Regions from separate parts of the Homo sapiens genome. Here all the other regions are linked to region 1. Evidence: chromatin contacts called from ENCODE Hi-C or POLR2A ChIA-PET data. All regions are on one chromosome and are shown on one strand. The core of a region is the stretch at or near the end of the contact, and the rest is flanking DNA. Distances in the headings are between cores, read along the strand shown. Region 1 holds the start of TASOR (transcription activation suppressor). Region 2 has its middle 44 kb from the start of SPATA12. Region 3 has its middle 49 kb from the start of ARHGEF3-AS1.

Evidence for each region. Hi-C counts contacts between places; a loop is a spot of excess contacts on that map. ChIA-PET counts read pairs that join two places held with the same protein, here RNA polymerase II (POLR2A). Pooled maps may share reads with other maps.
Region 2: POLR2A ChIA-PET joins it to region 1 with 7 read pairs in OCI-LY7. The contact joins the enhancer-like site here to the promoter of TASOR in region 1. POLR2A ChIA-PET finds 5 or more read pairs at or near these places in 6 of 52 experiments (BJ, GM10248, MCF 10A and 3 more).
Region 3: a pooled map shows a loop between it and region 1 (3-fold over the local background). The contact joins the enhancer-like site here to the promoter of TASOR in region 1. A Hi-C loop is called at or near these places in 2 of 168 maps with a recorded cell type or tissue (adrenal gland and motor neuron) and 6 of 50 pooled maps. POLR2A ChIA-PET finds 5 or more read pairs at or near these places in 22 of 52 experiments (AG04450, B cell, CD4-positive, alpha-beta T cell and 16 more).

Annotation. Positions count from the first base shown.
Region 1 is chr3:56,681,591-56,685,199 of GRCh38, forward strand. It overlaps TASOR (transcription activation suppressor), which reads right to left and starts at 1,675. Exons shown (of 24, transcript NM_001365635.2): 1 at 1,086-1,675. The coding sequence starts at 1,416. RefSeq lists enhancers at 506-1,450, 658-777, 1,198-1,367 and a silencer at 1,508-1,807.
Region 2 is chr3:57,015,167-57,018,775 of GRCh38, forward strand. It overlaps a transcript of ARHGEF3 not described here. Among named protein-coding and RNA genes, the nearest start is that of SPATA12, 44 kb to the right of the region's middle. RefSeq lists an enhancer at 1-646. Within about 2 kb of position 2,070, at least 8 of the 41 ENCODE cell types and tissues checked have a DNase peak (open chromatin) inside an H3K27ac peak, as active enhancers do; they include OCI-LY7, where a contact is called at or near this core.
Region 3 is chr3:56,987,196-56,990,804 of GRCh38, forward strand. It overlaps a transcript of ARHGEF3 not described here. Among named protein-coding and RNA genes, the nearest start is that of ARHGEF3-AS1, 49 kb to the left of the region's middle. Within about 2 kb of position 1,861, at least 7 of the 41 ENCODE cell types and tissues checked have a DNase peak (open chromatin) inside an H3K27ac peak, as active enhancers do.

The DNA of each region.
Region 1 (3,609 bases), core at 425-2,924:
AAGACTCTGTACCAGATGGATGGAAAAGATACGGGAAAAAAACAAATCCTATTTTTTTCCAAAGTAAATAATGAAAACCTAACCATACAGTAGGGCAAAAAGGAAGTTGTCTAAATTCAGAATATCCAAAATTTACTGGATAGTTAAAAAATAATACCCCAATAACAAAAAACGATACTAATTTTGACCTCCATTAGGAATTCTGACTCCATATTAACAATATGGCATTAAGATTTTTTAAAAGTACAAGTAATTAATGTAACTGTTTCCATATGGGTTCCAAAAACTAAGACTGGACTTTTTTTTAACCTGAAGTTCTACCATCTAGAAGACCAAGTTGGTGACTCTTGAGAATAAGGTAACTTCTCATTAGTTTTTTTCCATTGGGAAATTACTGCTCCAAGAACCTACCTTTCCATTCTTTTCAAATATAAGAAAAACAATACTAAGTTCGAATTTAAAGAGAGAAAAACCTATTTAATCTAACGCTTCAAAAACAAGGGGGAAAAATCTACATGGAAATGAAGTGTGATGGAAAACAGCAGTGTGCATGGATCACATCTACTAATAGAGATTTCTAAATAAGGGAGGACGCTGACATCAAGCACATTTCAAGTAGACACACAGAACTGAAGAATTTCCACGGGGAGAAGCACTCATGGTCCTCAGAACATTGGCAATGGCCTTGGAGAAAGCCCCAGAATCCATGGCCACGGGCTATTTCCATAGCGAGACTTCTCAGAAGCATCCTTAGGAGGACACAACGGCTTCTCTGCTTTCAGGGGCTGGGAGGGAGGGGCGCCGAGCACCATCTTTCCTCTCTGGGAGCTGCAGCCTTACGGACAAGCTTCAAACCTGAGCTACTTCCAACTTCCGCGGGGAGGGGCAGCAGGGGAGCGTGGTTCCACCGCTTTCTCTCGCACCAAACGCGGCAGCTGGGCGGCCGTGGCGGTGAGGGGAGAGGCGGCCGGCGCTGCATGCGTGTTTACGTATCTCGGATGGGTGTGGGAAGAGGAGATAGAAAGATTCTAATGAAAAGATGGAGGGGAGAGAGAGAGGGGGTTGAGAAGAAGGGGAGGCACCACCTTTCTTTTCTCTGCTCTTCCTGGGGATCTGAAAACTCCTCCTAACAGGCCTTTCGGGCTCTTCGGGGCCTCTGGGCAGGGCGGCCGCGCCCGCCTCAGAGGAGTCCTGAGGCTGCTCGTGGCTGAGGCTCTGGGCGGCCTCGGCCCCCGCGTTCTCCTCACGCCCAGCGCCGCCGCTGGGCTCAGCGATGTTGAGGCCGCCGCCGCCGCCATTTTGTTGGGAGGACTCAAGCTCCGGAAGCGCCTGCTTCATCTCGTCGTCTCCGCCGCCGCCACTTTCCCAACTCGCATCCGTCGGCTGACAGGCCTCCGTCTCCACAGCAGTCGCCATCGCGCCGGCCTAAGGAGCTCTGGGAAGCTTCTGCCCACAAGGTCGACGGGTGTGGGGGGAAGGGGCGGCGGGCCAGTCTCGCCGCCGAGCTGCTCTCAGCCCACCCACCCCCTTCCCCCCGTGGCCTCAGGCTGCGCTCCCGACCTGGCAGCCTCTTGGGGGGCCCTGTAGCGGGCACCCCAAATGCGCTGCCCGGTCCTCGGAGCCGCTCCTCCCTCGGGCAGTTCTTCTGCCTTCCCCCGCCACTCAACGTGCGCGCGTCGGGGCCGGGAGGGGGCGGGGCCACCGCGGGCCACTCCACCAATGGGAGCGCGGCACCCGCCTGCGCGAGTGCGGAAATACCGCGCCGGGGGGCGGAGTTTCGGGGCGCCCGAGCCCGCCAAAAGGGGCGACCGCAACGCCCCGCGAGGACCTCGACGCCGCAGCCGTGGCCTGCGGAATGCGTGGGCCCCTGGCGATCTTCGGGTTCCCGGGGATTCCCCCGCCGCGCTGCAGGCGAGGGAGACTAGCTTGGCCTCTTCTCCGGAGCGCAGGCGTCGCCCATTTGTGGGCAAAACCCTTCCTCTGCGCACGAGTTATCTCGGCCCAAACGGGCTTCAGAGCAGTGGATGCGGGACGATCTCGGTTTTATGAACTATTTGCATGTGTACAAAAACCTGGAGAGGAGATAAAAGAATGGGCTAGGCGGTAATAGCCTAAAAGCCTCGACAGCCTTTGCGACCTGCTATTCTCACCGGATCTTGTATCTTTATGATAGATTACTCGCACCCGGCCTTCTCTTTTATCTCAGAGAGTGTGACCCAGTGTCACAGCTCCAGCAAGCACTTTCACCTGAGATCCTCTGATGGGACTTAACAACCTAGTGTTAACAGGATTTGGTTCTGGGGAGTTTGAGGGGAGGAGGCTGTTAACTTTTCCCATTTTTTTCCTTTAGTCGCACCCCCCCCCACCACACGCCATGGAGACCGCACCTGGCCTCCATTTGTTCCCTTTCTATGGTTACTTCTGTTAAAAATCTGGCCACTGATAAACCTCTAACTCCACTGTTTCTTCCACTGGAACGTTCATCAACGTTTTCCTATAGTAAATGTATATTAAAGAAAAAATAAACTTGCGGTCACATTAAAAAATACACAGCAGGTCGTCGCTCTCCCATAAAGGGAACAACTTCATAGTTAAGAGCCCTTTACATAGTGGTTTCTACCTTATCAGTATAAACTATCACGGGTTATCGTGAGTACAGCCAATATTTACTGAGTGCTTTCTACGTGCTAGACACGGACTGGACAAGTGATTTACGTGCATTGTCTCCATTTAATCCTCACAGCAACAGACATGAGGTAGATACTAGTTTGCAGAATTTGAAAGAAGCGTTGCAAGACACTGGACAAATTATGGTAACCGAAGATTTGAAACCGGGTCTATTTAACTCTCCGAGTAAGTACTTAAGCACTGCACTGACTGCTTCTCTAAGACCTAATTTTCACAGCAGCTGTGCACTTTTATTCATTTTATGGACGAAGCAACAGAGGGCTGACATTTTGTTGAGGGTCGCCAAGCAGCAGGATCAGGTTTGAGACCCAGATCTCTAGTCTCAAACTGTCTCCCAAGGAGTTTACAGACCAAATTATCATCATAATAAAGCCCCAGGCTTAAAGAGCATTCCTAAGGGCAACACGAAAGTTGGATTCTTTTGTCCTCTAATAAACATTACCACTGTTTAACAGCTGATATTAAAAAAAAATCATGAATTGCCCAACCTATTCGAAACAATTTAGTAAATCATACGAAAGAGAGTGTAAATCCATTATTAGTAAATAGTTTAAAAACACATTTTAGGCCAGGCGCAGTGGCTCACGCCCATAATCCCAGCATTTTGGGAGGCCGAGGCGGGCAGATCACCTGAGGTCAGGGGTTGGAGACCAGTCTGGCCAACATGGTGAAACCCCATCTCTACTAAAAATACAAAAATTAGCCGGGCATGGTAGCACATGCCTGTAATCCCAGCTACTCAGGAGGCTGAGGCTTGAGAATTGCTTGAACCCGGGAGGCAGAGGTTGCACTGACCTGAGATGGCACCATTGCACTCCACCCTGGGCTGAGACTTTGTCTCAAAACACACACACACATTTTAAAATATGTTTAAATGAAAAACTGAGGTCTAGGTTGAGGGAAAAATACATTATTTTAAGA
Region 2 (3,609 bases), core at 820-3,319, 330 kb after region 1:
ATGACTAGGACTGCTTTTGGCTACAACTGAGTTAAGTAGCCACCTGCAGACACATGGTAACACTATACCCCGTTTCTAATCTGACCTAGAGATAAACTTCTTACTCTCCTACCTCTAAACCTTCCCTCACAACATGTCTCTACTTGTTTTGCTACAGCCCAAAATGGATATTCTAGGAAACCAATGAAACTGAAGCTTAGGGGCCCCTCACTTCACAGGACCCTCCTTAGAAAGGTGTATGTGCTCTTACAATTTTGTAAAATTCGGAAAGGGATATTTAAAAATTCTTTTTATTTTTTCTCTGTTGCCCAGGCTGGAGTGCAGTTGCAGGATCATGGCTCACTGTAACCTCAACATTCTGGGCTCAAGCTATCCTCCCGCCTCAGCCTCCTGGGTAGGTAGGACTGCAGGCGGACACCACCACGCCCTGCTAATTTTTTTTTTTTTTTTTTTTTAGTACAAACGAAGTCTAGTTATGTTGCCCAGGCTGGTCTCAAACGCCTGGGCTCAAGTGATCCTCTTGCCTCTGCCTCTTAAAGTGCTGGGATTATAGGCGTGAGCCACTGCACCTGGCCTTAAAATTCTTTTTCTTGAAAAGGTCCCCCAAATTATATAAGTTTCAGACCCTCAAAATGGATCTACCTGTATCTAAAGCCCTAGACACTTCGCCACCCTTGTTACATTTTCAAGACCACAGCATGTTCAGTGGTGAGACAAGTCTTGTTCCCACCAATTCCCAAGCAGCACTGGCAATGATGAACTCTTGGATCTCCAATCCCCAGATGGCCGAATCTTGCAGACAGAGACCACAGAGGCAGGGGTCCACCTGGGTGCGTCCTCATATCCAGCAGGAAGTTCACAGAGCAGACCATGCCCCTACAGGACCCTAGTGGCACTCACACCCACACAAGGAAAAGAACATGCACAACTATCACACAACTATCTTTCTGCCATTTGTGACCTCTACTGAAATCCACCTTCCAATCCAATTTATGTATTTCGTGATACAGAGCCTCAGACATCACAGCACATCCAAGTGGTAAGACGCAGGCAGGTGGACTGAAACTGCTTTCTAAAAGGTAATGCTGCTTGCAAGAATGACAAAAACGGCCAGGCGCAGTAATCCCAGCACTTTGGGAGGCCTCGGTGGGAGGATCATGAGGTCAGGGGTTCAATATCAGCCTGGTCAAGATAGTGAAACCCTGTCTCTACTAAAAATACAAAAAAAAAAAATTAGCTGGGCGTGATGGTGGGCGCCTATAATCTCAGCTACTCGGGAGGCTGAGGCAGAGAATTGCTTAAACCCGGGAGGCGGAGGATCCAGAGAGCTGAGATCGCACCACCGCACTCCAGCCTGGGCAACAGAGCGAAACTCCGTCTCAAAAAGAAAAAAGAATGACAAAAAGGAGATCAAATCACATAATGTCCATGCAAATGTTTTATTATTTTAAAGACTTCTCGAATGTGTGGAGAGTTTTTCAAAATAGCTACCGTTAGGATGGAAAATTTACATCAGCTGGTGCTAAGCACAGTTGTCAATCCAAATGCCCACCCACACCTCTGAGTTGGTGCACAGTGTCCTTCACTCTCTTGCTCTTGGTCCCCCCCAGGTCTATTCTTATATCCCCTTTTCCCTGGTGTGGGGGAGGGGTCTTCTTTGTGGAGTGCAGCTGGCGGTTATGATAAGCAGGTGTCAGGACTTTGAAAATGACCTTGCCCATCAGCTGGTGGGAACCAAGAAGACAAGGAAGTCACTGTGTCACTGTCTGCCGGGTCTCAGTCCCCGAAACAAGACACAGTGAGGCCTGGTGGGGGAGAGAGAGGAAAGCTTTCTCTCTGTCTCTCTCTCTCTCTCTCTCTCTCTCTCACACACACACACACACACACACACACACACACGAGTCACCAAACAAAAGGAAATGCACACAATGTCACCACTAAAGAGCAAAATAAAAACTCAAAGGTGAGGATTAAGTGTTTCCTAAACAGCAGAGGTAAACCAAGGAGACTGAGGCTTAGACAAATCCAGGGAAAGTCTGCATTCTATGCGTGGAGTTGGCAAATTCCATCAGGAGAGAGTCAGCAGAGGTTGGGGGAAGGGTAGGGATGTATATTCACCCAAGGCTGATTCCAGCGCCCAGAAAGCCAGGGCCATGTAAATGGCTGTTACTGTACCAGTCCCTGGAAAGGTTCCAATACCCAGGACATGCTCTGGGAAGAAAGAGAATGTCCACTAACCCAGTTTCTAATTAAATGTGGGTTAACTGGCACTGCTCCCTGCAGCTCAAGGGGCCAATTGAGAGCTAAAAGGAGCGTTTTTCAAAATAAAAAGGCCGAGCCCACCAAGCCAGCACTTTTTGTTTTCTCACATCCTTTCAGTTGCTCAACTTGACCCTCTGCTAGTTGGGTTGACTCCTTGGTCCTTGAAGAAACAAACCCTTCCCTGCCCCCACCAGCTCCACGTCTGCAAGGACAGAGATGCCCCCTTGGCACACGTTGGATTGAACTCTGTTCCTCCTTTCCCACGATGTCGTCACGGCTGCCCAAGGATGAGTCACTGTGAAAGCCACACATTGTCCCCAGTGGACAAAAGGCTGGACCCAGGAGAGTGGCCCATTCACGCTTCTCCAAGAGCTAACCAGCCTCTTTCTACAACATCCAAAGGATGCTGCCTGATGCTGGGAAATGGTTAGTCTTCTCTCCCAGCTCCCAGTGCTAACATGAATAGGAAGAGAAACGAGCTTGGAAAAAAACTTTCAGTGAAGTGCAAAGAGCACATGCAGTAGTTACGCTGTGAAAACCAAGGCAAAACTTCATTCAAGATGCTTAAAAGCCAGGTGCAGTGGCTCACGCTGTAATCCCAACACTTTGGGAGCCCAAGGCAGGTGGATCAGTTGAGGTCAGGAGTTTGAGACCAGCCTGGCCAACATGGTGAAACCCCATTTCTACTAAAAATAGAAAAATTAGCTGGGCGTGGTGGCATATGCCTGTAGTCCCAGCTACTCAGCAGGCTGAGGCAGGAGAATCACTTGAACCTGGGAGGCTGAGGCTGCAGTGAGCTGAGATGGCACCCCTGCACACCAGCCTGGGTGACAGAGCAAGGCTCTGTCACAAAAAAAAAAAAAAAAAAAACTTTAAAGGCCAAAAAGGAATATAGATCAATTTGTTAGTAATAATAATGTCACATTTTCTGCACATCAACTAAGGCACTGGGCTAAGGAAGGGTGTTGTTTGCATTATCTCATTTCATCCTCAGAACTACTCTATAAGGTAGGTCCTATAATTAGCCTCATTTTACATGCAAGGAAAGCAGAGCAAAGAGAGCTTAAGTAACTTCCAAAAGGTCACACATCTGGCCAGTGGTACAGTCAGGATTTGAACCAGAGCAGTCTGGCTCCAGAGCTGTGTTCTTAAATATACCATGCTATCATTAATTAATAAACTAATTTATAATGATTAAAGTTATGCTAAAGTGTTCACATTTGGGGGAGGTTGTGATGCTTTACGTTTATGTCGTGTCTCACCTTCCCCACACCAAAAAAGTCACAACCTGGCTTTTCCCATTTAAAGACAGTATCTGCCAGGTAGTGTGCTGAGCATGTGACATGT
Region 3 (3,609 bases), core at 611-3,110, 310 kb after region 1:
AGTGAGACCCTGACTCAGAAAACAAACAAACAAGTAACTCTGGGTTGCCAACGCCTCATTATAGTCCATACTTTCTGGACAGATTCTGTTAACATCACCATCTTGCAGATGAGGAATCTGGGGCATAATCATGTGCCGGCCACAGGGAGAGCAGAGCTCTGACTTCAGGGCTCCCCCTCTTTGTCTCTCAACTGTTACCAGCACCAGCACTGGGCTGAGCTCTGGGCAATGCAACGGCTGAGCAGGAGTAGGAGGGAAGTGTTTGGCACAGGAGGCTCCAGGCCCAATCTGCAGGCAGGAGGGAAGGAGCTGCTGGAAAGAGAAACAGAAGATGAAAGGGACTCTGGGGACGGGGTGATGAACACTCCTGGGCATGCCCTTAGCTAAGAGCCACTACACTGGGGTTTTGCTGAGAGCTTCTCAGCAGCAGAAACCTTGGGTCAAGCCCAATCCTACATAAACCTGGTAGAAGCAGAGTTGATCTAGAAGGAAGGAAAGGAAGGAGCCAGCCCCACTAACCTCACTCCCCCTACCGTGCACAGCCAATCCTGCAGCCACTAAGAGACCACCTCAGGAACATGGACACCTCAGGGCCTCCACTCACAGCGTATGCTCTCTGAGGGCTGGCTGGCTTTCTCTTCCTTTTCAATTTTCAAGTATTTGATTAACACATTCAAAACTAAAATAATTAAAATTAGCCAGAGATGCACTGTGTCTTGTGTGCACACCACTGGCTTACCACCTGATGTCCAGAGCATAAATGGGACTCCACAAATGGGTGACAGACAGGTATGGGCAACAGCTCTGAGGGGTCAACCTGGCTCCTCCTTCACCTGCTAAGTGACCCTCAGCAAGTACCTGACCCTCACAAAACCTCAGAAGTTCCAGCAGTTCCCCACCTCTTGGGACTTTAAGAGGGTTGTTTTGTTTTCTTTGGTTTTGTGTTTTGTTTTTGTTTGTTTGTTTTGAGATGGAGTCTCACTCTGTCGCCCAGGCAGGGGAGTGCAGTGGCGCGATCTTGGCTCACTGCAACCTTCGCCTCCCAGGTTCAAGTGATTCTCCTGCCTCAGCCTCCTGAGTAGCTGGGACTACAGACGCACGCCACCATGCCCAGCTAATTTTTTTGTATTTGTAGTGGAGACGGGGTTTCACCATGTTGGTCAGGCTGGTCTTGAACTCCTAATCTCGTGATCCACCCGCTTCGGCCTCCCAAAGTGCTGCGATTACAGGCATGAGCCACCCCACCTGGCCTAAGAGAGTTAAATAAGCTAGTAGTCATAAAAGTGCCCAGCACATGATAAGAGCACAATAAATGTCACCTGTCATTATTATTAATAGCATCAACAAGATTAAAAGTATGTTGGCAGGGAGAGGAAGAATCCACAGGAAAGAATTAAAGTGTCCCCATGGGAAGCACAGTGCCCTGCATGTCCCAGTGTTGTTCCCTACTAGGACTGGCCAGTGAATGCTCTGGTTTTTGCAACTGTCTCTTTAATTTTTGTACCAAAGGGAGGCAGGGCCCAGACCATGGAGGTGTGAAGCTCACGAGTTTGGCAGGCTGGGCTCATCTGGAGCCCAGTATTAATTAATTGGTGTTTATGCAACAGTATGTGCCCATCTGGCCCCGTTTCTGTCTGAATCTTGTGCTCAGAACCTTGGAGAATGCATCTCCCTCATGACTTTTCTAGACTTTGATGCCCAGACAACAGCAGATGCGGGTGTTAAAATAATAGCACCAACACTGCAACTCTAAAAGGGGAAGGTACCCTCTTGAGGACTCAAAGTTAAATTACAAATAGCTGGAAGACAATTTTTTCCAGGGCTCCTGCAGCCACTGAACGTTTCCAAGGAGAAAGACAGCACCGATTGTGAGTGAAGAGTGCCCTCTGCTGGCCGGTATTAGAAAACTTCAGTTGATTACTTCGTCCATGCCTCCCGGAGGGCTCCAGCTCCGCTGCCGGGTGGCAAGTCTCAAGTACCCTATTTAGTTCTTTTTTAAAATCTGAACTGAAAACAAAAAGTCTTCTTTTCCTAAAAGGATAAGAGATGAAAGAAAGGACAAGGTCAAGGAGCATTTTATTCCACTCCTCGCTTGCGTTTTTTTTTTGCTGGTGCACTAGAAATGGCCCTGTGGATGCTGTAGCGTGACATCTGCCTCAGAGAATACAAGTAACTTGGGGAGAGCAATCAAGTGTCCACAGGTGGCCCACAGCAGTGCCCCATTTCCATTTTAAGAGGCTGTCCTCTTGACTAGACTCCAAAGTGTACAGAGAGACACTCCGAGCCAAAACTGCTGCTTCCTTGCAGAAAACCCCAGCAGGTCTGTGCCCAGGGGGCAGGGGGCTCCTGGTGGCTGAGCAATCACAGTGGCTGAGAGCTGGCGCTGGATGGGTTGCTCTAGAATCATCCAGCCTGTGACACACGCCCAGACTCAAGCCCAGGACAGCACTCATCTGGCCTCTAGTAAGGCTGCTGCCTCCCCACAGCTGGGGCCCTCGTGGATTCCAGCCCCAGCACCACCCCTGCCCCACTCCCTAGGAACAACCCTGACTTCATCAGTGAGTTCTAACTCTCCTGGCTTTCTGCTCACTCAGACTTTACGCACGGGAGCCAACCTGGCTGAGCTTCAAACCCCTTCATCACTTCACAGCTGCAAGATGTCCCCATTGTGAACTTGACTTTCCTCCTCTGGAACAATAATGGGAGCCGCTATTTACCAAAGGTCCACTAACTGCCAGAAACTTCAAAGTAATCCTCATGACCACGCTATGGGACTGTGAGGGAGCTGATCTCCCCGAATCAAGGGCAAGAATTATTTAAAACAATGACGCTACCCAGCTTCGCTACCCAGCTTCCCAGCTTCGCTACCCAGATAAGGAAAGGCTCTGCCCCATCTACCATCTTCTTCCCTCCATTATGCAGTCTGAGTTCATCAGTTTCCATATGCAAAGTGCATTAATCAGAGGGGAGAGAAACAAGGACAGAGAGAGAAAAGAGAATACCAGAGGTGGGGTAGAAGAGGAAAGTCTTCTGGGGCAAAGCAAATGGAAGGAGAACTTTAGCAGAGTCCAGGGAAGGGCAAGAGAGGTTTCAGAACACCTGCAAGGTGGCTGGGCCATGGCTCACGCCTGTAATCCCACGACTTTGGGAGGCCAAGGCAGATGGATCACTTGAGGTCAAGAGTTCGAGACCAGCCTGGCCAATATGGTGAAACTCTGTCTCCACTAAAAATACAAAAATTACTTGGGCGTGGTGACGTGCACGTGTAATCCCAGATACACTCGGGAGGCTGAGGCAGGAGAATCACTTGAACCCGGGAGGCAGAGGTTGCAGTGAGCTGAGATCATGCCACTACCTGAGAGTAGTTTCCTAAAAGAGTTGGTATTGGTTATAAAATGGATCCCCCTTGACTATTCTTTGAGAGACACAAATAAAAAGAACTGCCTTTATTGTTAGCTAATGGATTTCAAATCTCTGAATGTAACCAAAGCCTAAGTCTGGAGGATTGTGGACTTTGCTATTTGCTTAGATTACATTACAATTTTATAGGTAAAAAAACAGGCGGAGACAGCCAGTAACTTGCTAAGGGTCACCCAGCTCATGAATGGC